Regions from separate parts of the Homo sapiens genome. Here all the other regions are linked to region 2. The links are chromatin loops, found by intact Hi-C in ENCODE. Cell type or tissue: PC-9. All regions are shown on one strand.

Region 1 (8,000 bases), 54 kb before region 2:
AGCACACATTTTACCAGGAATCACTTGAGGACAAAGCAGCATGTGTAGTAAATCATGTAGCAAATCTTTGCAAACTGCTGGTTAAACACCAGCACGCAGCCTTCCAGCCATGAAATGAATATCACTGCTTTCTATAATAATACATAACCAACCAATATTGGTAATGTCATAACGTGGAAAGCCTCATTTCTAAAATGAAAATCTGTCTTACTCAATAAATTACTGCCCATTGAGCTAGCATTGGCAAGGGAGCGTTTACCAGCTTTTAACACTCCCAAGGCAGGTCAATACAATGGCCTGAAAAAATAGAGGACAAAGAGCTGAGGTCTGATTAAAAACAGGAAAATATTTTTTGAGGGGGAGACTGTCGGATTTTCTTTGGGGCATCTCTGATGACTCAAAGAGCTGTTTAATTCATCACTTGACACTACAAGCTAAAGAAAATATTTTTAAGCAATTGTCTCATTTCCTTAGATAAAACACATGTTTTTTACAGAGCCTGGGCCTGTGAACATCAATGCTATTCTAGGCTCTGTGGGCTTAACTCACAGTACCTGACCATTGTGCTCATTAACTTAGGATCCTGGACTTCTTACTGTTATGAATCTGAATGCAGTCGCTTTAGAGTTAGTGACATAGCTCCCTATCTCTTTCTGTGTTGTGTCCCTATGGTGGTATTACCTAGAAAAAATGCTGATGGCTAAGGCTAAAATTACCATTAATAACCGGAAATTCATAGTGCAACCTCTACGTGTTAGGCATTTTATGAAGGGTTAAATTTATGTACAGTGTCTCTTTCAATTCTCACAACAATCATACAAGGGACATTTTATGGACAAAGAAACAGAGGAACAAAGTGATATGTACCTTTCTCAGAGTCACATAACTTACCAGTGTTTGACCCAGGACTTATACCCCAGAGAAGACTGGTGGCCCGTGTATGAGCTGCTACACCTATGCTATTCCCCAATTCATATTTTATAACCATAATGATTAGAAAGATAGTTTATAATTTCTCAGTAATAATAATTAAATCCAATAGCTTTTCTTTTTGGAGATTCATTATTTTATATAATTATAAGGAATATGAAATGATTTCTGATTGTGTTGACTATTAGTTTAAAGTTAGCACTGGCCACTGAAAAACAAAACTTTGCAAATAATTTATTCATGCTGTCGAAAAACAAAATGGTAGCAACGAAACATTTTGAGCAAAGGATAACAATTGAACACTTTAAAATTAGGGTAAAGAATAAAAATACCCAAGTAGAAGAACAGCGCAAGGCAGGAAAAATCTCACGAATTTTCTTTTAGTCTTAATTGCCTGAATTAATGCCTTTTTCCATAGTTAAATTAAAGGAGAGCATTTTCCTGGGTGGAAACAAATAAAACCTTTGCTCATAGTAAAACAGTCCCAAGTGAATGAACAGATGAATTTTCCTACCAGAAGACTTGATCCAGCCAGTTAGAATAACATGAGATAAGGCTGCAACAGCACAGGGGCAGTGGAAGGGCTGGCTTCCCTGACTGCCACTGCAGTCACAGCAAAAGAACAACAAGAAAATGAGTAAGAAAAATGAAGGCCCCACACAAGGGCTGACCTCCGTCTTTTTTGGCAGATGAAAGGAGATAGTGCTTACATGGGCTCTGTCACATCTGGATTTATAACACATTCTCCCACTCTCATGTGAATTTTTCTTTTTGCATAAATCAGGAGCAACTAATTAAAAAAGAAATATTTAATTCTGACATGTTCTTTGAACTGGAGTCCCATCTGGTTCTGTTTGAATAGTAAAATCTGCTGTAGTTGTTAAAACTGGCAAGTAGCATTGTCCAAAAGAAACAAAAGGGACTCGATGCAGCAGGTTAACACTCCAGCATTTCAGCTAGAGACTTTTCCAGAATCCAGCTACCCAAATCACTCCAATCTGGAAACCATAAAGATCAAATGTGAAGGTGAAGAATGCCATTTTCAGGTGGAGTCACTACCATTGCTCTGCATTTTCTTAGTGTGATGGAAACAGCATCAGGCTCTGAAAGGCCTTTGTTTGAGAGCAACGCACGGAACTGTGGCAAGCCACCAGAAAACGCTCAGCTTATTTTATGAAACACATTTAAGACAAATATGAGAAGACAGTCTTCATGCATTGGACGCAAAACCTGAGGGCTTTTTTCCTTTTCCATATTATCTAGAGCAGATACAATTGTATTCACCAAAACCAGACAAATATTCCATTTACATTCCTCTCTTACTTGATAAACCCGTAAAAATCTGGACACCAGGACACACTACATTCTGATAACAAAGAGGGAGAAAATGAAATGGTGCTGGGGTTTCTATACACTCTGAAATACAAGTAATCAACATCTAATGCAATTTGAAACTCTTATGTAGAGTCAAAGAGAATGGCTGATTACATCTCTATGCTTTAGAAAAGATTGTTTTACATTTTTAAGACATACGCCGACCTGTGAAATCTTTTCTCCTTTAAAATATTTTCCTTCAATTGCATGTTAACTTGCAGATGAATACCTTGGAAACCTTTAACAGCTTGGTCAAAAAGATGACATTTTAATGTCCCCTCCTCCCCTTCCTGCAAAGAGACTTAGGAGTTCTTTCCAGGCAGTAAAAGATTCAGGGACTTAATACTTTTAATTAACATTTTTTGAATGCTTATTTGTAAGTTACATTTAATTTAAAACCTGAGCCTAGTCCTTTGATTTGGAAAGAGGACACGCTGTCAGAACAGACCAAATGTAATCCCTAGGAATTTGGCTAAGATTTTAACTTAAAAACTGTCTGATAGAAATTGCCTAACTGAAATTTCTTAACAGAGAAAAAATAAGTATGCTACAGTTTTAAAACAATGGTAATCAGTCTCAAATATGTATACATGGGATGAAAATCTTCCGGTCAAGAACCTCATAGGAGAATCAGCGCATGTGCTCTTGCTAGATGGGTTTACTTAATAAAGAGTTAGCAAGCACGTACTACATAGAGGGCATGGGTGGGTATTGTGCTCTTCTAATATAACTCTTGATTCCATCTGATTGTTTATGTGTAATATCCATGAAAGCTAGGAAAGTATTCGTCTAGTAGAAGACCGAGAGGGTAGGAATTGCATGGGTTAGGTAGGCAAGAGAAACGTTTGGGTTCAGTGCTGCTGATCTGGTTGACTGCAAGGGTACAGCTCTAGATACCCTGTAAGATTAAATAGAGTGTGTATACAGGTCACCCGTTCCTAATATTTGTCAGCCCTAAAACAAAGAGGGTAACAGTAATAGAAGAATGAGTTAACGGCTGGTTTGGATTTCAGCCACTTTAAGACATGGTAGCAGAATTGGTGATCTCTGCACATAATTCAGTAGGACTGTATTGTGTTGATAAAGTATTGCTGACGATTATTGTTTTTGTTACTATTAAAAACTTCTCTGGGGCAACCATTATGTGTCAGGTATTGTACTAAGTGCTAACTTCCTGTACCTCATCTTCCATTTTCTTAACTGTCCCGCAGACAGGTTTTATAGATAATGAAGCTGAGACGTAGCGCAATTAAGACCTTTTTTTTCTTCTTTTTTTTTCACACTCCTGGTCTTTCTGAGCAATTATTACCTCTGCTTGGAGCCTAGCAACTGATAAACTATGGAGCCCAGAGTGTCTGCTCACACAGCTGCATCCCAAAGCCCAATCATGGAGCTTCACACATCGTAGCCACTCAAACTAAAAGTGTGAAATTACACGAAACTGAAGAATGCCAAGTATCCAGATAAAAGCATTTCGTCCATTAAATCCAACACACATTTACTGTATGCCAGGATCTGGAAGCACACAAGCCTATGTGGAGGTAATGATGTTATGAGACTGAAAGTAAAAAGTGTCAGCCTAGTGATAAGTGGGGCATTATGGGATTCAGAAGAAGGGAAAATTACTTCTGGAAGGGTCTAGAAAGGGCTTGATGGAAAACAGGTCATTTGAACCATTCAAAGTGGACCTCATAGGACAGGGGGTTGGACTTTGGCTGGGGAAGCAGAAGCGGCCAGCTTTGATGAACTAACGGCAGAAGAAACACACATGCGCGCGCACACACACACACACACACACACACACACAAATCCCACCCAATTGCTTACATTTGAAAATATTTGCTATGATGAATATTTTCCTTCTTCTTTTTTTTTTTTTTTTTTTTTGAGATGGAGTCTGGCTCTGTTGCCCAGGCTGGAGTGCAACGGTGGATCTCAGCTCACTGCAACCTCCACCTCTTGAGTTCAAGTGATTATAGTCGCTGGGACTACAGGGGTGTGTCACCATGCCCAGCTAATTTTTGTATTTTTAATGGAGATGGGGTTGTGTCCTGTTGGCCAGGCAGTTCTCCTGACCTCAAGTGATCTGCCCACCTTGGCCTCCCCGCTGGGATTACAAGTGTGAGCCACCAGGCCCGGCCCGATGAATATTTTCCTTCTATCTGGTATCTCATGGCAAAATTCCTTCGGAGAGCAAAGATAAGTGTCCTCTCCCACTGCAAACACACACACTCACACATACACAAATGCACACAAACACTTTTGTATGGGCCTTTATGTAGTCCAGGAGTCTAGGCTGTGAAGTGTTTGGCTAGTGACAGAAGGACAATGAAATCTTCCTTGTAGGTAAACTTGAAGTTCATGATCATGCACCACACTGCTGAGGTAATTCTGCTAAAATGTGTGGCTTCACTGCCTCTGGGAGTCCAAGCATTCCTGGGAATGAGACAAAACCTCAACCTGCATGAGTCAGCGAGACTTCTCTCTTGAGTCTAGCAGCACACGCTGCAGCTCCTATCCTCTGTGGATGTCTACATTTAAAATAAAACCTGTCAATGAAATGGCACAGAAACTGTGGATGCTTTCTTTAAAGATTCACGCTTCTGTTGAAATCACACTGTTCTCGCCTCAAACATTTAAGGAGAAGTTCATGAGTTCAGAGCATGATCTTCTAATGATGAGCAGTTGTGTTTCTAATATCCAGTCCAGTGTGGAGAGAACTTCATGGGTGGCTATTATTCATTCATAACACAAATAAGTGCTAGGTGCTTGGGTGAAAGGGAGTGAAGGTGATAAGATTCCTGCCCTCTAGACAGTGAGGGAAAGAGTCAAGTAAATAGTAAATCACAATACAGAGTGAACAGATTGCATTAAAATGAATCAATGCATTCTGGTACAACAGAGAGAAAACTGGGGTGATGCAGGCAGCATATGGTGGAAAAAAGCACAGACCCCAGAAGTAGCTTTGTAGCTTTGACCTGCAGGAGTGACCTGGATAATGTTAAGCAAGTTACTTAGTCCATTCAAGTCTTAGTTTCCTCTACTCTCAAACAGAAATGCCAATGCTTACCTCATTTAGTCATTCTGCATGGCTACTATGAAGATCACGATGATGCATATGTACACATATTAACCATGAGAATGTGACCTAATATTTTTTTACTTAGTCTTTTGGGTAATTGGAGTGGGTGCCTCTGTGTGTGTGTGTGTGTGTGTGTGTGTATGTGTGCGCATAGTTTTGCCAGTAGTACCTAGATTATAATTCCTTTGAAGGAGAGAGAGAGTCTCCTTCACTTTAGGCCAGGCACGGTGGCTCATGCCTATAATCCCAGCACTTTGGGAGGCTGAAACAGGTGGATCACTTGAGCTCAGGAGTTCAAGATCAGCCTGGGCAACCTGGTGAGACCCTGTCTCTACAAAATATAAGAAAATTAGCCAGGTGTAGTGGCATGCTCCTGTAGTCCAGCTACTTGGGAGGCTGAGGAGAGGATCACTTGAGCCCAGGAGGTCGATGCTGCAGTGAGCTGCAATCGTGCCACTGCACTCCAGCCTGGGCAACAGAGGAAGACCCTGTCTCAAAAAAAAAAAATGGGGGTCTTCTTCACTTCAGATTCACCTATTTTCACATATAGTGCCTAATTCTTAACAGATGCTCAATAAATGTTTGTTGAATTTAAATTCGATGTTATGTAAGTCTGGCATTGCCGGCAAGATCTGAAACTCCTTTCCTCCAAACTGCCTGTCATTAAAGTCAATGTTAAGGTGTTTGAGCAACTGACTTATACCCTTAAGCTAGGAATGTGACTACTCTTATCTTAGCATTTCTAACTGCAAATATTACAATAAATCATAAACTTTCTAGTCCTTTGAAAAGTTCACCACTTAAAACTAGAGTCTGCTAACTGATGAATTTCACTGGCTAGGTCCACACTGTGTGAAGTATTCCTTTTTATTTATTTCTCAAATGACCTCTCCCTAACTTAATAGTGGTTCTCTTCCTGGAGTTACCCCCAAAGGCATCAGAGATTAAATACATTTTTCGCTATATCTATTATGCTCTCAAATACCTCACTCAAACCTCGTCTCAACCTTCTTATTTTAGAGCTAAGGTTATTTGCAAGCATGACGTCCACAGGATGTTTATGTATCAGATGTTTACCTACCTGGTATCTCAGACTTCTCCCATACCCTTCCTGTATTTTTGAAAATAGAACAACATCAGAATTTGACTGCATCACTAGAGTGACCGCATCAAAATGGTTTTACCAAATTAACATATGATCTTTTATAAGTTGTTGGAATTGGAGCTTTCTGTGGATAGGAAATGAATATAGACTTCAGGCCTTTTGCAATCTGTGCGTTTCTTTGTCTCATGGTCTCTGAGAAGCAGCCTCACAAAAAAAGCCTCATGGAAGAAGTCTTGGAGGTGGCTGTGCAGTGAGGCAAGGATGTCTGACACCTTTCCAAGGTGAAGTTATTCACACACACACAGACACACACACACCTCTCCAGGTTTTCAGCAGTTTAAAGAAATTTTCATGCCTAAAAGACTAGGAAAGTATTAAATAGCATGTACAGGTAAGGTGTATTTTTCTTTTAAAAGCTGTTATTCTATGCTACCCATAAAGTTTTATCTGCACGATTGGGTGATTTCTAAGTGGCTCAAGATAAACACACACTTTTACTCAAACAGCATCTGTCTATTCCAGCACAAACAAATGCGTTGCTGATTATTGGTTTTGCAGTTAATCATGGCTTTAATTTGTCTACCTTCCCCTTTAAGCTTGGTTTCAAAAACAAACACAAGGATGAATTTCTGGAAACTAAAGACTTGCAGATGAGGGTGATGGTCTAAATCAGTCTCTTGGCCTATAAAGTTTGACAGCATCTTTTTACACCAATTTTCCATGTATTTCCCAGTGATCTAGGTGGGCCTCTCCTGGTAATGAGAGTTTCCTGTGCTGATGGAGAACTTGGAAGTGCAGGTGTCCAAAAAACTCTCCTTGGCATTAAAAATCCTGCAAGGAGCTGATGGGATTACTGAGATTAAAGTCGGCTGCCAGCCTAAGGTTATAACGAATGCTACCCTGGAGACAAGAACGAAGAGAAAGAACAGGCTGCCTAGGTACAGCTGGTTGTCAGAAATTGTGGGTAAACAGTTAGTCTCTGAAGGAATGCCAATCATTCCTGAGAACAGATGAAGTGAACTTCTCAATTTAATATTTGGTCAACTGCATTTCCCTGTTGGAAGCTTATCATTCAGCCAGGAGCTGTATATGCTGATTTGTTTTTGAAGCTCACATTAAGGGGATGGGGAAAGCCTTGCAAAAATGAATTTTCAAAGAATGACTCTCCAAGAAAATCTTGTGTAATTAGAATTCACAGCAGATGTTTGGAACTGAGCAAAGGCCAGCCTAGGGCAGGAGAAAGGCAGTCAAAATAGAAACGCCATGTGTGGAGGTAGAAAATGAAAATGAGGAAGGAAAAAATGTTACCCAGTTATCTGTGGTTTCTGTGCTCCTCTTGGGAGAAAGGGGCAAGGCATAGCATTATTCCGTGCTCTGAAGACATGTGCTCCCTTTGCTATCCAAATGCAGTCAGTGGACAGAACTCAAATTCTTTTCATGTTCCAGGAAAAAAAAATCTATCGATACTAATCTCATGCATTTCAGCCAGGGTCACCCAATGGAAAAAAT
Region 2 (8,000 bases):
TGCCTGTGACTAGGATATCAATCAATAGCATGGGTGCTGTGGAGAAGGTAAGAGAAATGGAAGCTGTGTCTGCTGAAGATCATTTGAGGACATTTCCATAGCAGCTTGTCTGCCATGGTCTCTCGAGCATGCTTAGCCCATTCACAACGTCAGAGCTGTCTCAAGATAGAGTGTGAGCCCGAGCTTTTCTGGGTTGCAAACAACACGGTGCCTTTCCTTCTAACCCTAACCCAAACTTGGTAAAGAATGGTATCTAAATTTGGTTAAAGTGAACTTTGATGACAGTCCTAAAAAATAAAATATATATCCTAGTAGATAAATGTCAGGGTAAAATGAAAATTAGAACGGTTGATTTGGAGGTCAAATGTATGTCCAGGTATTGGCCACATGATTTTCATTTTTAAAGCTCAAATAGAAAGAGGCATGCCTTGGCTAATCCTGTGGGTATGTTTCTGCCCCAAGTCCCTACCAGTTACTATTCTTGGGATAGTGTTAGTTCTTTTTTCATTTCTTAGAGATGGAGTCTCACTGTGTTGCCTTGGCTGGAGTGCAGTGGCTATTCATAGGCACAATCCCACTACTGATCACCATGGGAGTTTTGAGCTGCTTTGTTTCCAACCTGGGCTGGTTCACCCCTCGTTAGGCAAGCTGTTGGTCCCCTGTTCCAAGGAGGTCACCATTATCGATGCTGAACTTAATGTGGACATCTCATCAGCACAGTGCACTACAGCCCAGAACGCCTAGGCTCAAGTGATCCTCTCACCTCAGCCTCCTGAGTAGCTGGGACTACAGGCACACCACCTCACCTGGCATGTTAGTTCTTTTGAAGGACAAAGGCAAGAGCCTGATGTCGCTTATCTAAAGATAACTAGAGAATTTTTCTGGCATCCCTTTCTAGATGTTTCTTTTTTCTTATTGCTGCTGATTCAAATCTCACTCTTTCAAAGCCCACCCAAGGTTCATTTATTCTGTGAAGCTTTTCTTTTACTCAATAACCTGTAAATGTTCCTCTCCTTGAATGTATAAAACCCTTAATTAGGGAGTAGGAGCCAAGGAATAAAAGTTTGCCAAATGTTGCACTACAACTGTTTTTAGGGGGGTCTTGTGTGCCTTATTTACTTCCCTGATAAAATGTATACTTTTAGGTAGGAAATATCTTCCTACTTACCCTAAATTTTTCTGAGAATCAAAAACAGTATTGTTTCCCTGGGATTAAGTTCATGCTACTGAGAAAATGAACCTGCAAGAGAAACTAAAACAACCACCGCATAGCCCAGGTAGTCAAACTATTTTATATTCATACTTTTAACAACACTTAAACAGAATCTTCTAAATCGTTTAGGAACTAGCTCTGGAAGAGAACACCTTAAACTTTCAGACATTTTTTTCTACAAATCACATAAATCACTTCTGGGAAAACTCAAAGCATGGCGGGGTGTACTGCTTTTGTTCCAATTACATTAAACCTTATAAAAATAGCCATAATGACAACAACATCTCTTCAGAAGGGCATGCCAAATACTTAGGGGGCTTAGTCTCACCAAGACCTTCTGGGATTTCGTTACCTAACGCCTATTAGTGATAATAGGTATTACGTCTATAAATCCCTAGGTGCTTATATCAATCTTATCTGTTTTAGTTTCCACAGGTGGAGTGATAACTCTAATGAGGTCCACGTCATCATGACTCCTGTTTAGAGAAATAAAATGTTTAGATCTCAACTTTCCTGCCATTCCCTAGTGGTGTTATAAATAAGGGTGACATTGACGCATTTCAAATTGTTCCTCGAAGAGCGGCAATTCATTATCTTTTAAAGAAATTTGCTCCACATCAAGTCTCAATCCAACTGACATTAGCGTGTGTTAGATACACATACGAATGGTAAGTTTTGCCTGATGAAGCTGTTAATTATTCTCCTGGCTATGTTCACTCCTTACTTTACCACTCTCCTCTATTTCCTTCAATTAGGCACCAAGCATCAAAAGGTTTGCTACGTTTTATCGTTATCACTAATCTGAGTGCACGACACACAATTCATTCTCTTTTCTTTAGTGCCTGAAAATAAAAATCCGCTACCTTTTGTACGGAAGGTCAGTATCTGCGGAGGCCAGCATTTTAGACAGACTACTTGTTCCTTCATTTGAATTTCAAATTCTTATCTATAAATGCTTTTCACCCCCACTTTAAATCCAGGGGCTGAGGAGCATTGTGCGCCCTGCTTTAATAATCTTGGTCTCTTGCATAGCTTGGATATGTAAATTACAGGTTTTGTTCTTTTATTTCTCCCTTTTAGTATCTAACTTCCATTGAAATGGAATATAAGTCCTGCAGCCACTTTGCAACCTGAGGATGTATAGAATGCCTATATGTGATACGTCTATATGTGCATATATTTGTGTATGCTTGAGCATAAATATAAAATATTACAATCTTATCTGTCTACAGAAGATTAATTTACAAAATAAAAAGTTTCCAAATCTGTGCTAGTTTAGTTTGTCCTTCAGAGGACAAAATGCTGTCCTTTGAAGCTCATTTTGTGTGTCTTTGTTACCAAGAGGTTTTTTTTTTTTTTTTTTTAATTCATAGGGGCCACCAAGGCATGAGGGGATGACCGACCCTGGTTAATCCAAACCACAGGACAGACAAAAGATTAATTCCAGTCGCCAGATGATTAACTCTGGTCATTGGGTCACAACCTTGCCTGTCAGTAACTTACTCCTAAACTCCTTCAGGAAAATAAGGAAACTTGAACACGCCACTTTTAAAGTCAAACTCAGTGCCATTATGAAAGACCCTGTATTCTGTGCAAGGTTTCTTGGAGGAATCTGATTTCCAGCTTTTGTTCAATTAGTTTCGTATCAGTCAATCCTTGTTTAAAAACATGTCATAAGTCTCTGTGGTTTGTGCACGCTTCAATTACCTCCGATTATTACATCAAGATTCACAAACGAGATACCAGAGTCACTCCTATTTACTGGGAAATGCTATTGAAGCAAACTGAAATTCAATTTCAGAAAAGATTGCAATAACCCGTCAAAACATCCAAGGAGAGAGGAAGTTGGGCCTCAAGGTGCGTGGGGCCATTGTTAAATGCAAGACGGCATCTCACCTAATAATTTAAACATGGTCTCGTGGCCTGACATTTTTAATGCTTCCTTGATCTCTTTCTTCCAGCCCTGCGTGTTCTTTGCCACTGTAGGGGGCAGTGCATAGCGGGTTGTGGATTAAATACCAAGCCTCATTCTGCCAATAGCACTTTTAGGAGGGGAAAAATCATTGGGTGCTTTTATAAATAGTCACGCCGTAGGTGTCCACAGAAAGCAACCTTTATTCAGGGCTTTTAAAAGCTGCCTGCTTTTTAGATACAAACCAATCCATAAAACTACCAAGTTCAAATTGTCAGCTATTATCTGGGCAGTAAGTTTCAGGCACCTCTGCAGGCTGATTTGATGGTTTTTGTCAGCGCAAATTAGGATCCTAGGTTTAAGTAACGCAATCTGGCTCTAAAAATTAATTTAACTTGCCCAATCCCCACAATACACAGCCCGGAGTTCACATTTACTTTGTGACTCATTGCATTTGAATTAAACTAGAGGGCTAAGAATTTTATGCCTGAAGCAGCTCTGACTCTGAAGAACAGAAACAAACACATATTTCTCCCATCATTTGCTGCTTCAGGGCAAGAAAAAGAAAGCCACTGTAATTTGGAGACAAGACTTTTCCAGACAACTATGAACAACAGCAACCACAGACCAGTACTAAACAGAAATGTGTTGTGGAAACCTGGACTTCAGTAAGAAATTAGTAGGAGCATATCAAACAGATGCAAATATACAATTTTTGATAGATATGGTGTTGGCATGAATTCTAGACGTAAACTCAAAGGGATTGGAAACTTGTTTGTAAATGAACATTTAAAACACAGATTGCGAAGTGTTTTTTGGAAGCAGAGAATCAATTAAATGAAGGAAAATTTAGAAGAGTCATAGACCTGAAAATAAACTAGAAAATTGTCTGTTTCAATATATCCTTATTTTCAAATATGGAAGCTAAGGCTCTAAGAGATTGGGTTGGCCAAGATCACAGTTAGGTTTTTTTGTCTGTTTTGTTTTGTTTTTCATTTTGTTTTTTGAGGCAGGGCCTCAATCTGTCACCCAGGCTGGAGTGCAGTGGTGCAATCTCGGCTCACTGTAGCCTCGACATCCTGGGCTCAGGTGATCCTCCCATCTTAGCCTCCAGAGTAGCTACGACTACAGGTGCATGCCATCACACGTGGCTAATATTTTGTAGAGACAGGGTTTTGCCATGTTGTCCATACTGGTTTTGAACTCTCTGGCTCAAGTGATCCACCCACCTCAGCCTCTCAAAGTGCTGGGATTACAGGCATGAGTCACGGTGCCCAGCCCACAGATTTAGTTGTGAAGTCAGAAAACCCATGTCTTCTGACTCTCATCTTAAACTTTTCCATAAACTTCTCAAACAGGTTTTCCCACTTGTATCGATTAAGAATGCAAATCCTCTCTGCTAATTTACTTCTTTCCCAATTGTTCTTGGAAAGCAAAATTCTACAATATCAAACTCTTGATTGTAGGCCCTCTTATCTTTCCAGCATATTTTTTTACATAAACAAAGTGGTTTTTAAAATCTTCATTCAAAAAAATATATATGCATTTTGAAGTGTTCTGATGGTCTTGGTTCATGTTTAATTCCAAATATAAGTAGAGAGGAAAGTAAGTTGTCTATGTATAGACCACATGCTGACCTTGACACTGAAGCCCAGCAGGTGAAAGAGGGCATCCGAGAATTTTGGTGGCAATCTTAACGTAGGGCTTGAAAGGCCCTGAAGAGTTCATTTGTCCAACCTAATCCAGTTCCAGCAGATAAGCAGATTTGTATCTGTCCTGTTTGTAAAACCTGCCAACGACGGTGGCTCATGCCTGTAATCCCAGCACTTTGGGAGGCCGAGGTGGGTGGGTTACCTGAGGTCAGAAGTTCGAGACCAGCCTGGCCAACATGGTGAAACCCTGTCTCTACTAAAAATACAAAAATTAGCTGGGTGTGGTGGCACACACCTGTAATCTCACCTACTCAGGGCTGAGCCTGGAGAATTGCCTGAACTCGGGAGGCAGAGGTTGCAGTGAGCCGAGATCGTGCCATTGCACTCTGGCCTGGGCAACAGAGTGAGACTCCATCTCAAAAAAAAAAAAAGCCCGCCAATGAAAGTAATTCCACAGCTTCCCTATGACCTCATTTCTGTAGTCCATAACCCCTACCTTCAAGAAAATTTTAGAAGACAGGCTTCCGATTTGTCTTGTTTCAGTTTGAGATCATGAATACTAAAATAATAAAATCTACTTTTATCTGGAATACTTAAATTCCTTATTTTTTCAGATGAGGTAAGAAACATTTATAAAATATTAACTTGAACACAATGGTCCAGACAGGAGCTTTTTTCCCAGGCTTTTCCTTCCCTGGAATATTTTTGGCCTGACAAACTTTAACTTCTTTAGTACATATCTTGGCAGCCAGTGCAGAGGAAAACAGAAACAGGGGCCTCCTTAGAATTTTACAACCTGTTTGGACTGTTGCATCTTTATAATGGGGATGGTAACTCTCTTTTCATGAATTCAGTCACATACAATTAATTTCATTGTGCCAGAAACAAGGAAAACTGTCACGGACCGGAATTACAGAGGAGAATTTGGAGGGCATCTTCTCTGACCCCTAAATGCTACCGATAAGGAAACAGAGCCCCCCGTAAGTTATGTGGGCTGCTAAAGGTCACACGACCAACCGTCCACAGCAAAGTCAGCACTGGATTCTGGATTCTCTGCTTTTTCTATTAAAACACACTCACTCAGCATTCAGCAAAGAGGGGAGAGAAAACAGAAAACATGTTCGTTATTTTTGAAGGAAGAATGCCTGCCATCTGCTAAAAACGTGCTCGCGTGCATGCACACACACACGTGCTCAAAACCCAATAAAATTCTTTAAAACTTAGCTGATTTGCATAAGAAAGATGTGGCACTATTACCACACGATGGATTTTATCAATTTCTGAATATCCATGTGAATGAATGGATTTCACTCATCCATACTCAACGTGAATTCTTTTGTCTGTCACAGTCATAGCACGGATAATGTGCTTTCTTCAGAATTAACCTCAGGACAACCCAAAGAGGTCGCAAATACCAACTAAAATACACTCTTCATTTTACATTACTATTGAACAATGCTGGTGTGTGAGCAAATGGATCTAAGTAGAATCTGTGGGCTTTGCAACCTCGAGTCAAAATCAGTGTGATTCCTTCCAAATAACATGCTGATCGCTTAGTAATTTTCAAGTGCATGTGCAGTTTTATGTCATGGTGGGGGTCCTACATATCTCAAACGCTTCAGTGAGTGTGGGATTTGGGGATGAGTTCTTAGAATGTGAGAATATAGCCAGAGTGTGACCTGGCATTTAGCTTCCTGCAAATGTGCATCACTGTTCTTCATGGAGTTGATGTCTTTGCAGAGCAATGCTTTATCAAAATCTATGTCCTGGCCAGGCACAGTGGCTCACGCCTGTAATCCCAGCACTTTGGGAGGCCGAAGAGGGCGGATCTCCTGAGGTCGGGAGTTCGAGACCAGCCTGACCAACATGGAGAAACCTCATCTCTACTAAAAATACAAAATTAGCCGGTCATTGGTGGCACACGCCTGTAATCCCAGCTACTCGGGAGGCTGAGGCAGGAGAATCACTCGAACCCGGGAGGCAGAGATTGTGGTGAGTTGACATCCGCCACTGCAGTTCAGCCTGGACAACAAGAGTGAAACTCCGTCTCAAAAAAAAAAAAAAAAAATCTATGTCCTAATAACTGTGCTAAGAGAGCCAAGGGGACCAGAAGAGTAAGTATCTCAAAGTTAATGAGGAAGATAAGAAGGAAAATGCCATTTTTGTGAAACCCTGAAGGGTTCACCAGGCGTAAGGGAACCTGGGACAGAACTTCACCTCTCTGGGCCTTCGTTTCCTCATCTGCAACCTAAGGGGATTACCCTAGAAGATCTCTAAGGCCCTTTTGATTAACAACAAACACATCATGATTCAAAAACAGTTATGCTGTGTTTGGGTTTCATCATAGCCCAGGGTCTCTGACTTGTCCTGATGCCACCTATATACTACATCAACTTTGGGCAATGGGTCTCAAGCAAAGCATTCTTCAAGTGCCCCACAGTTATCAAATAATTTAAAAATCTTAGATTTTCATTTTTGTGATTATCTTCTAAAAATGGCAGTTATACCCATTGTGGAGCACCTAGACAGGTACCATATAAGGAGTACTGCCATGTCTTTTTGTAGCAACACATATGTTTGTGTTGATGATTGAATGACTGCCAAGTGCGGTGATAGGAAAGCATGAATCCCTATATAGCCAAGGTTTTCCAGTTGTTCAAAAATAAAACAGTGGTGGGAGAGGTGAGCCATCACTTGGGAACACAGGAGTAACATGGATCTGAACTCGAAAGACCCCGCATCCTGGCCTTTGGCAGCATGTTCAAGTCTGTGGACAATTGATAAGCAACAGTTCATTCGTGGTCAGTCTAGACATAAATAGGCAGTGAAGAACTTTCCATTAGAAGATTTTCTTCCCAGACCAGGTGCAGTGGCTCACGCCTGTAATCTCAGCATTTTGGGAGGCTGAGGTGGGAGGACTGCTTGAGTACAGGAGTTCCAGACCAGCCTGGGCAAAAGAGCCAGATCCTGTCTCTACAAAACAATTTTTAAGTTAGTCAGGCATGGTGGTGCACACCTGTAGTCCCAGCTACTTGGGAGGCTGAGGTGTGAGGATCACTTGAGCCCAGGAGGTTGAGGCTGCAGTGAGCCATGATCATATCACTGCACTCAGTGTGGGCAATAAAGTGAAACCCAGTCTCAAAAAAACAAAAGATTTTTCTCCCTGTATTATATTTTGGGGGTACACCATTAGATCATTTGGCCTGTTAGTAGATAAAACAAA
Region 3 (8,000 bases), 75 kb before region 2:
CTGGGGGCAGGGGGACTGGGAGTTGTTGCTTAATGGGTGTAGAGTTTCAGTTTTGCAAGATGAGAAAGTTCTAGAGATTGGTTGCACAATATACACATACTTAACACTGTTGAACTGCACACTAAAAAGGTTAAGATGGGAAATTGTATATTATATGTATTTTATCACAATTAATTTTTTTTTTTTGAGACGGAATCTCACTCTGTCACCCAGGCTAGAGAGCAGTGGTGCAATCTCAGCTCACTGCAACCTCTGCCTCCCGGGTTTAAGCAATTCTCCTGCTTCAGCCTCCAGAATAGCTAGGACTACAGGCACACGCTGCCACACCCTGTTAATTTTTTGTATTTTAGTAGAGATGGGGTTTCACCGTGCTGTCCAGTCTGGTCTCGAACTCCTGAGCTCAGACAATCCGCCCGACTCGGCATCCCAAAGTGCTGGGATTACAGGCATGAGCCACTGAGCCTGGCCCACAATAAAAATTTATAAAAGAAACAAAGCACTTAAACTAGGGGTAGGTTTGAGATGGGGGGAGGGCAGACCCAAACGACTGAGTGGTATCTGCAAGGGGTTCTGAGCGCTGGCTGGATGGCTGCTGTCAGCCTTGGGCTTCCCCGTCTCCTGTCTGCATGTTGAGCTGTCTGTCCATCCCTACAGCCAGGGAATGGGACCAGCAATGCAATTCTTTTGCATGTTATCTCAGACATCACTTTTCATGCCATATTCCTGTCTTCCTAGAATCAAGGGTCTTACTGACCCCATCACACACCTCCTCTAATGTCATGGCTGGAAGGAAATAAGAAGCCCTTCCTCGGGAGAATGCCAGAGGCCCTTGATTGAAGTCAAGGACATAAGGGATGACCTCCTCCCAGTCCCCAGCCCTCACCTTCGCCTTGCGTTTGCTGTCATCCATGATCATCTTCCAGTCCGAGCCGTTGTTGCTGTACCCGATCTTGAACTTCCTCATGAACACCTTGTTCTCTCGGTGCTTCCCACCCTGAATGATGATGCCCCTCACGATCTTCTCCTCCCCCAGGTCTATTTGGAGCCACTCATTGATGTAGGAATGAGGTGCGGGTGGAAGTGCCCAGCCAGAGCGACTGGTTACCAGGCGGATGTTTTCAGGCATCCAGTTTCTGTCCCCTTGGTTGGATGATGTGATCTGGGAGTCAGAAATAAGTCCAGACACCATACCCAACATTCCAGAGCAAGGATAATCTGGGAAGTGAAATGAAACAGATAATGTAAAATGATTTCCTGGGCGACTCCATGCTAAGAAATAAAATACAACATATGGAATAAAGACATGATTTTGTACCCAATCATATACAATTTTCAGTCTCTGGATTATTTTACAGTAAATCTTTCCTCCCTCAAACCTTCCTCCTGCTCTGTCAGAATTCCCGTCTCTAAACTCACATCCCAGTAAGGCAAATCTTCAATAAGAACATACATTTCCCCCGCTTTGACATCTTCTAAGTTTAACATTCATATTTCAGTCTCTTTGGTATCCAGAATTCATCCCTGGATCAAGTACTGGCCCTGCTTAAGAGAAGTTCATAGTTTATGATGGATTGGAGATATGCATAGAAGTCAATCCGATAGCAGGAAGGTTGCTAAAACAAAGGTAAAGAGACAGTGATGCAGAGGTAAAGAGAACGAATGCATACTCAGCCTGCAGAGGTAATAGAGGACCTCCCAGGGGAGGTGGCATTTGAATTGAGTGTGGGAGAATAGTGACCATGATCCCCCACAACTGTTCTCCCCACCCCTATTTCTAATTGCATTGGGGACTTTCCACATGAATGTCTCACTGTCATCTCAAATGTACCACAAGCAGACTAAGACAGTCCTTTCCCCTGGATACTGCATCTTTTCACTGAACCCTGTCTTTTAATTGGTGGCATCACCAATCATCCACTTCCTGCCTAGTCATCTCGTCATTTCCGTTTTGCTGCCAAATCCTGTTGTTTTTATTAAGTACAAGAAAGCAACAGAACTCTTGTTGCTACCTTCCTTTCTTCTGGATTTATCCTGATCCGAGCGCTCTGGCCAGGGTGCTACATCAGCTCTTGGTTGGCCTCCCAGACCCCACTTTGAATCTCCACTACACCAACTGCTACTTAAATTTTCAGAAAATGTTGTTTTAAGCATGTCATTCTCATCCTCAAAAATCTCCACTGCTAAGTGAAAGAAGCCCAACAAAAAAAGGACAAATATGGTCTGATTCCATGGATAGGAGTAGCCTATCACTAGATCAGTCAGATTCGTAGAGACAGAAAGCAAAATGGTGGTTGCCAGGGCTTGGGGGAAATGGAGATTGGGAGAGTTAGTGTTTCATGGGTGCAGAGTTTCAGTCTGAGACAATTATAAAATTCTGGAAATAGTGGTGATGCTTGCACAGCAATGTGACTGTACTTAATGCGACAGAATTGTACACTTAAAAATGTACAATGATAAAATTAAAATGGTTAAAAGTGGTTGAAAATTGTTAAAGCGGTAAATTTTATGTTATGTATATTTTACCCCGACAATAGAAAAGAGATATCTTTTGAAAATGTACCATGGTTTTCCATTATTGATAGGAAGATATCAAAACTCGATCTGGCATTCAAGACCCTCATTTTGACTTCATCCCATTTGCCTAATTTGATTTTCTATTACTGACAATACATCTCAGTTAAGCAATTCTCTTCTCATACAGTCTAGACGTCATCCTCATCATTGCCTTTGCTCAAAACCCAGCTTAAGACTCATGAAGAGAACTTTTCAAGCTACTCTAGCTTTTATTCTGAGCTCTCCCTTCTCAGAAATATGATGTAAGTAGCACAGAGCTCAGCATTCCACTGCTCTCTAAGGCTTTAAGATTGTTAGTCATGTACCCACAGCTAGATTATAAGATCTTCAAAGGCAATGAACAGCATCATAGACCTTTTTATGTCTTCTAAAGCAGCCCAAGGAGCTTCTGAGCACAAGGAGAGTATCAGTTGTTGATGAATTCAACGCTGGCTTAATGACAAAATGTCCAACACTTCAAGTATTTTCCTTTAGAAACTGTACATCCTAATCAAGAACATGTGCAAGAATGATAACCTATTTTTCTTTGAAGCAACTCAATTCTGCGTTATATAATAAAAATTTAGCCTAAAAATATAACTACCCCTAAGTGAGAGGCAAACATCTAATGCAATTAAACTAAGTCCACATTATCAGCTGAACCTTAAGAATTCATTACTCAGATACTTTCCACATGAGTTCTATGGTCCAGATCATGTCGTTTCTTTACTCAGACATTCAGTGCCTTCTTGTCTAGAAATTACGCACGTCATTTTCAGTCAGGCATGCAGGCCTTCCATGTCATGTCCTTGCAAGGCCTCTCCCCATTCACTCCTTTAACCAGTGCCAATTGGCATGAAGAACTTCCTTACTTCTGGGAGTTTGGGAGCTTTCTTTCTGTTCCCTCCACAAGGAATTCCCTGTCATGTTACCCTTTTCCATTATCTGAACTGCTTAAAATCCTGACCTGTTTTCAAATGCCACATCGTTTACTCAGTTTTTCTGTTCTCTGCAACTGGACACAGTTTTCCATTTCTGGGCCTCTTCACACCATTTTATCTGCATTTCCCTTCTTTCTTTCTTTCTTTTTTTTTTTTTTTGAGAAGGAGTCTCGCTCTGTCTCCCAGGCTGGAGTGCAGTGGGGCGATCTTGGCTCACTGCAAGCTCCACCTCCCGGGTTCACGCCATTCTCCTGCCTCAGCCTCCCGAGTAGCTAGGACTCCAGGCGCCTGCCACCACGCCCGGCTTATTTTTTGTATTTTTAGTAGAGAGGGGTTTCACAGTGTTAGCCAGGATGGTCTCGATCTCCTGACCTCGTGATGCCTGCCTCGGCCTCCCAAAGTGCTGGGATTACAGGTGTGAGCCACGGCGCCTGGCCCCTCTACACCCCGGCCTTTTTTTTAATTTTTATTTTTAGAGACAGGGTCTCACTCTGTCACCCAGGCTGGAGTGGAGTGGTGTGATCATGGCTCACTGCAGCCTTGAACTCTTGGCCTCAAGCAATCCTCCCACCTCAGTCTCCTGAGTAGCTAGGACTACATGTGGATGCTACCATGATTGGCAATTTTTTTTTTTTTGGTCTCGCTATGTTGCCCAGGCTGCTCTCAAACTACTGGGGTCAAGAGATCTTACCATTTTGGCCTCCCAAAGTGCTGGGGTCACAGGCTTGAGCCACCATATCCAGCCCTCAAATGCTGATGAGCACATTTAGTTCTTTGGAATGCTGCTTTCTGCCTCCCCAGATTTTAACTTCTTTGAGGACACGAACTAAGTCATATTTTTCTGTTTTATATGACTCTTCATGCCCTGTTTTATACATAGTATTTGCTCAACAAATATTTGTTGAATGAATCAACTTAATACAATGAAAGGCAGCTGTCATTTTCTCAATTGCCCTTTCCTGTAACTTAACCACAGTATTTGCTCCAGGCTGGGATCTGGAAACCAAGAATATACTCAGTCGGGATTAAAAAAAGATTTACAAAAACAATTTTACTAAGGGACTATGAAACTGTAGTGTTAAAAATAGAGTGCCATTTTTTGGCCACGGTGTTCATACCTGCCTGATTCCAAACAAGCTTTTAGAAAGGCAATGTTTAGCTGGTAATGGGGACCAGATGTTACCATTTGGAGGCAAACATAATTAACTTGAATACTGTAAGGAGAGCAGAACCGTCACCAGATTAATGCCCTTTCTCTAATGCAGACTCGGCTGGGGCACAGTTTCTGTATTCATAGACTTAGTGATGCCCTGTCCCCATTTAGCCAACATATCCATGGTGCAAAGTGAGACTGTTATTCCTTCCATATAGCTGCCTCATTAAAAAAAAAAAAATGAAGAGGCAACTTGATTTACCTTTGACTGAAAACTATGTGACTCACTTTTAACAATAATTTGCAGAAAAATTACATTAACAATTAATTCAAGGTTTGAATGAGATGCTAGCGTTTAACTCTGTCCCTTCATAGCAGGCTGGTACAGGTCAGCCCGGTGCAGGTCAAACCCTTTGGAAATAGTGTTGCCAGATTTAGCAAATAAACAACAAAACAAGAAACAAGATGCCCAGTGAAATTAGAATTCAGAGAAATAATGAATAATTTTTTAGTACACATATGTCTCAAATATTGCATGGGACATACTTATTCTGAAAAATTATGTCTTGTTTGTCTGCGTCAAATTTAACTGGACATTTTGTATTTCACTTGGCAGCCTTGTTTGGAAAGCTTAAGACCACTTCAGGATGGAAGGGAGAAATGAGTTTTGTAATGGAGGATTGAGGTCGTTATTTTCAGTGATATTATTTTACAGTAAATCTCTGTACTCAGCTTTAATGGAAAAACTGAGGTATACTGGTAAATCAAATATCCAGTTAACCAATTTCCAACGAATGAGAAAGTAATAACTGCATTCGATGGGAGACCCTGAATGAGCATAATTTAATCTCTCCTTGATGACTCAGAAAGTACCTCTGGATATTATGGTGTCTGAGATCATCACTGTGAATTCTGATTGACTTAGGAGCACATGAATATGTGTTGAAGCGCTGGGTAACAGACTTCTGGTTAATAACAGAAGATAGCAGAGTTCAGAGTGTGTTAAGCAGCCATTGCCCAACGTGATTTCCATCTCTGCCAAAATGATGAAGCCTACTTTGTCAAAATAATGAAAATGCCCTTCATCAATCACCTATAAAGCAGAATGGTTTGTTCCAATCTTATTTTCTTTATATCTCTATATGGTGACAAACTCTGAATTTTCCAGGATTACTATATTTCTTTTTTCTTTCTTTTTTTTTTTTTTGAGATGGAATCTTGCTCTGTTGCCCAGGCTGGAGTGCAGTGGCCAGTGGCACAATCTCGGCTCACTGCAAGCTCTGCCTCCTGGGTTCACGCCATTCTCCTGCCTCAGCCTTCTGAGTAGCTGGGACTACAAGTGCATGCCACCACACCTGGGTAATTTTTTGTATTTTTAGTAGAGATGGGGTTTCACTGTGTTAGCCAGGATGGTCTCAATCTCCTGACCTCGTGATCCACCTGCCTCGGCCTCCCAAAGTGCTGGGATTACAGGAGTGAGCCACTGCGCCCAGTCCAGGATTACTATATTTCTAAAAAATAATTTCTGAATCAAAAAATTAGGGTAAAACTTGGGGCTTTAGTGGCTTTGGAAGCCAAGTGATGTGTTCAAGCAGTAACCTTTCATTAGGTAGGCTTAAACAAAATCCAGATTGAATTGTGACTACTCAGCAGGGTGAAAATTTGAGGTCCAGCCGCTTGTTTCTCAGAAGGCGTGCATAAAACTGCACTTCCTTCATTCAAAAGTAACCACCAAGCATTTGTTATGTTCCAGGCATACAGGACACAACAGAAAATGAGGCAAACAGGTCCCCTGCTCTCCTGGACCATCTAGTCCAGCAGGAATACTGTAGTCCTCCTTTCATTAATCTCTACTCAAGGGGACCTTTGATTTTCATTTCAAGAAAATGAAAATTATCTGCTTCTGATAATCAAGAAGAAAAACTTGAAATTACTGTCTTATTAGAGGCTCTGCTTGCTGGGGCATATGCTAGGTTCAATATATTGAGTGCCATGTACTATTTTAGTCTAACGGGTACCATTTAGTGAGCACTTAGTTTAAGCCAGGGGTGTTCCAAATTTCCTCTCATTGACTCCTCATTATAGTTGCATTAAGGTGATCCTCACAGACCAGAAAACGGAGATCAGAGTGAGTCTCAATGTCTTATCCATGGTCCGTCATGCATACACTAAGTGGACAGTCCACAGTCAAGCCTGGATATGTCTGCCTGCCTTCTGTCCATGTGACTATCGTAACGTGTTAGCCTCTCCAAAAACCTGCTTCTGGCAATTATTTGGAGACTAGAGACATTTTACTAGAGAGAAAATATTTAAAAGTATAGTGGAGACCATGATTAAGAGACTAGCACTAGGAACTGAAAGGAAGCACCTTATTTGAAAAATAGCTACTTAATTATGTATGAAAATATTAGGATATGCTATTTTAGACATCTAAGTTTACATAACTAGATCATTTAACTATTTTTAAAAATTGAACAAATTATTTACCTTCTTTGCTCACATTCCTAGCATCACCTCTCAGGGAAATCCTTGTGAAAATTAAAAAGGACAGTTTAGGTATAAAAAAAATTGTATTCAACTAAAAGGATGTGACATAAATCTCTAAGAGCCTGGAAATTCAGAATTTTGACTAACATGTTTGGAGTCTTTATGAAGTTTACCTCATTTTTTTTAAATACAATGACATGAGATAAGGTTGAAGAAATGGGCCAGAAATTTCCACCCAAACCTCAAATGGCCTTGTTTCTACAAATTTATGAATAACAGCACAAATCTGTAATGCTCTGAAAATGACCTAGAACTTTCTGTCATCTAACTGCTGATCAAAAATAAAGCCAAGGTTATATCTAACTTTTCAATGTCCTTTCTTCTTTCAAACCCTTCTCCACCCAATTCCTGCCTCTAAGGCCTTGAACTTTCTAAATCTTAGGTCCTAAAATAATAAACAAGTCTGTCTGTGGGATGGAAATAAATAAACTTTTCATTAAAAAATCAGATGTTGGTTTTTACTTTCCAAGCTGAACTCTACTATAAACAAGTATAGTTTTTCCTGTTCATTAGCTCTTCTCAAAATTGCTTGTAATTTCATGGAATATTGCCAAAGTGATTTTTTTTCCTTCCAAAGTCGGTATCATTCTCCTCTAAAAATAATTAAACTAAAGAGGATAAACAGAAAAATGGAATAAAAAATTAAATACCCCAAATACATATATAACATAATATTAAAGGTAGTTCAAAGACTTTTAGACATTGCTTGCTTTTAATTACTTTTTAGTGAGTGGGTCAACTGATTCTGTCTTTGAACTTCCAAGCTTACTATAAAGATCACATTGTACAGGTTTTTTGTTGGTGGT

Evidence for each region. Hi-C counts contacts between places; a loop is a spot of excess contacts. Peaks named below come from ENCODE experiments on the same cell type or tissue, not always from the same donor. Only the 100,000 strongest peaks of a DNase experiment are listed, where the experiment ranks them.
Region 1: it touches region 2 in a loop (6-fold over the local background); 5 of 110 quality-filtered maps call a loop at or near these places.
Region 3: a loop joins it to region 2, with 10 times the contacts of the local background. A loop is called at or near these places in 2 of 110 quality-filtered maps.

What each region holds. Positions count from the first base shown.
Region 1 is chr10:33,233,407-33,241,406 of GRCh38, forward strand. All of the region lies in intron 6 of NRP1 (neuropilin 1), which reads right to left. Among named protein-coding and RNA genes, the nearest start is that of NRP1, 97 kb to the right of the region's middle. In PC-9, no CTCF peak of the experiment used is centred here; DNase peaks (open chromatin) are centred at 4,715 and 5,405; H3K27ac peaks cover 4,658 bases.
Region 2 is chr10:33,287,791-33,295,790 of GRCh38, forward strand. All of the region lies in intron 2 of NRP1 (neuropilin 1), which reads right to left. It also overlaps the pseudogene RN7SL398P. Among named protein-coding and RNA genes, the nearest start is that of NRP1, 43 kb to the right of the region's middle. In PC-9, a CTCF peak has its summit at 3,261; DNase peaks (open chromatin) are centred at 2,941, 3,641 and 4,401; H3K4me3 peaks cover 2,152 bases; H3K27ac peaks cover 4,427 bases.
Region 3 is chr10:33,212,503-33,220,502 of GRCh38, forward strand. It overlaps NRP1 (neuropilin 1), which reads right to left. Exons shown (of 17, transcript NM_003873.7): 9 at 884-1,215. It overlaps LOC124902407 (a long non-coding RNA gene), which reads left to right. Exons shown (of 2, transcript XR_007062107.1): 2 at 736-1,319. Among named protein-coding and RNA genes, the nearest start is that of IATPR, 100 kb to the left of the region's middle. In PC-9, no CTCF peak of the experiment used is centred here; a DNase peak (open chromatin) is centred at 4,369; H3K27ac peaks cover 3,702 bases.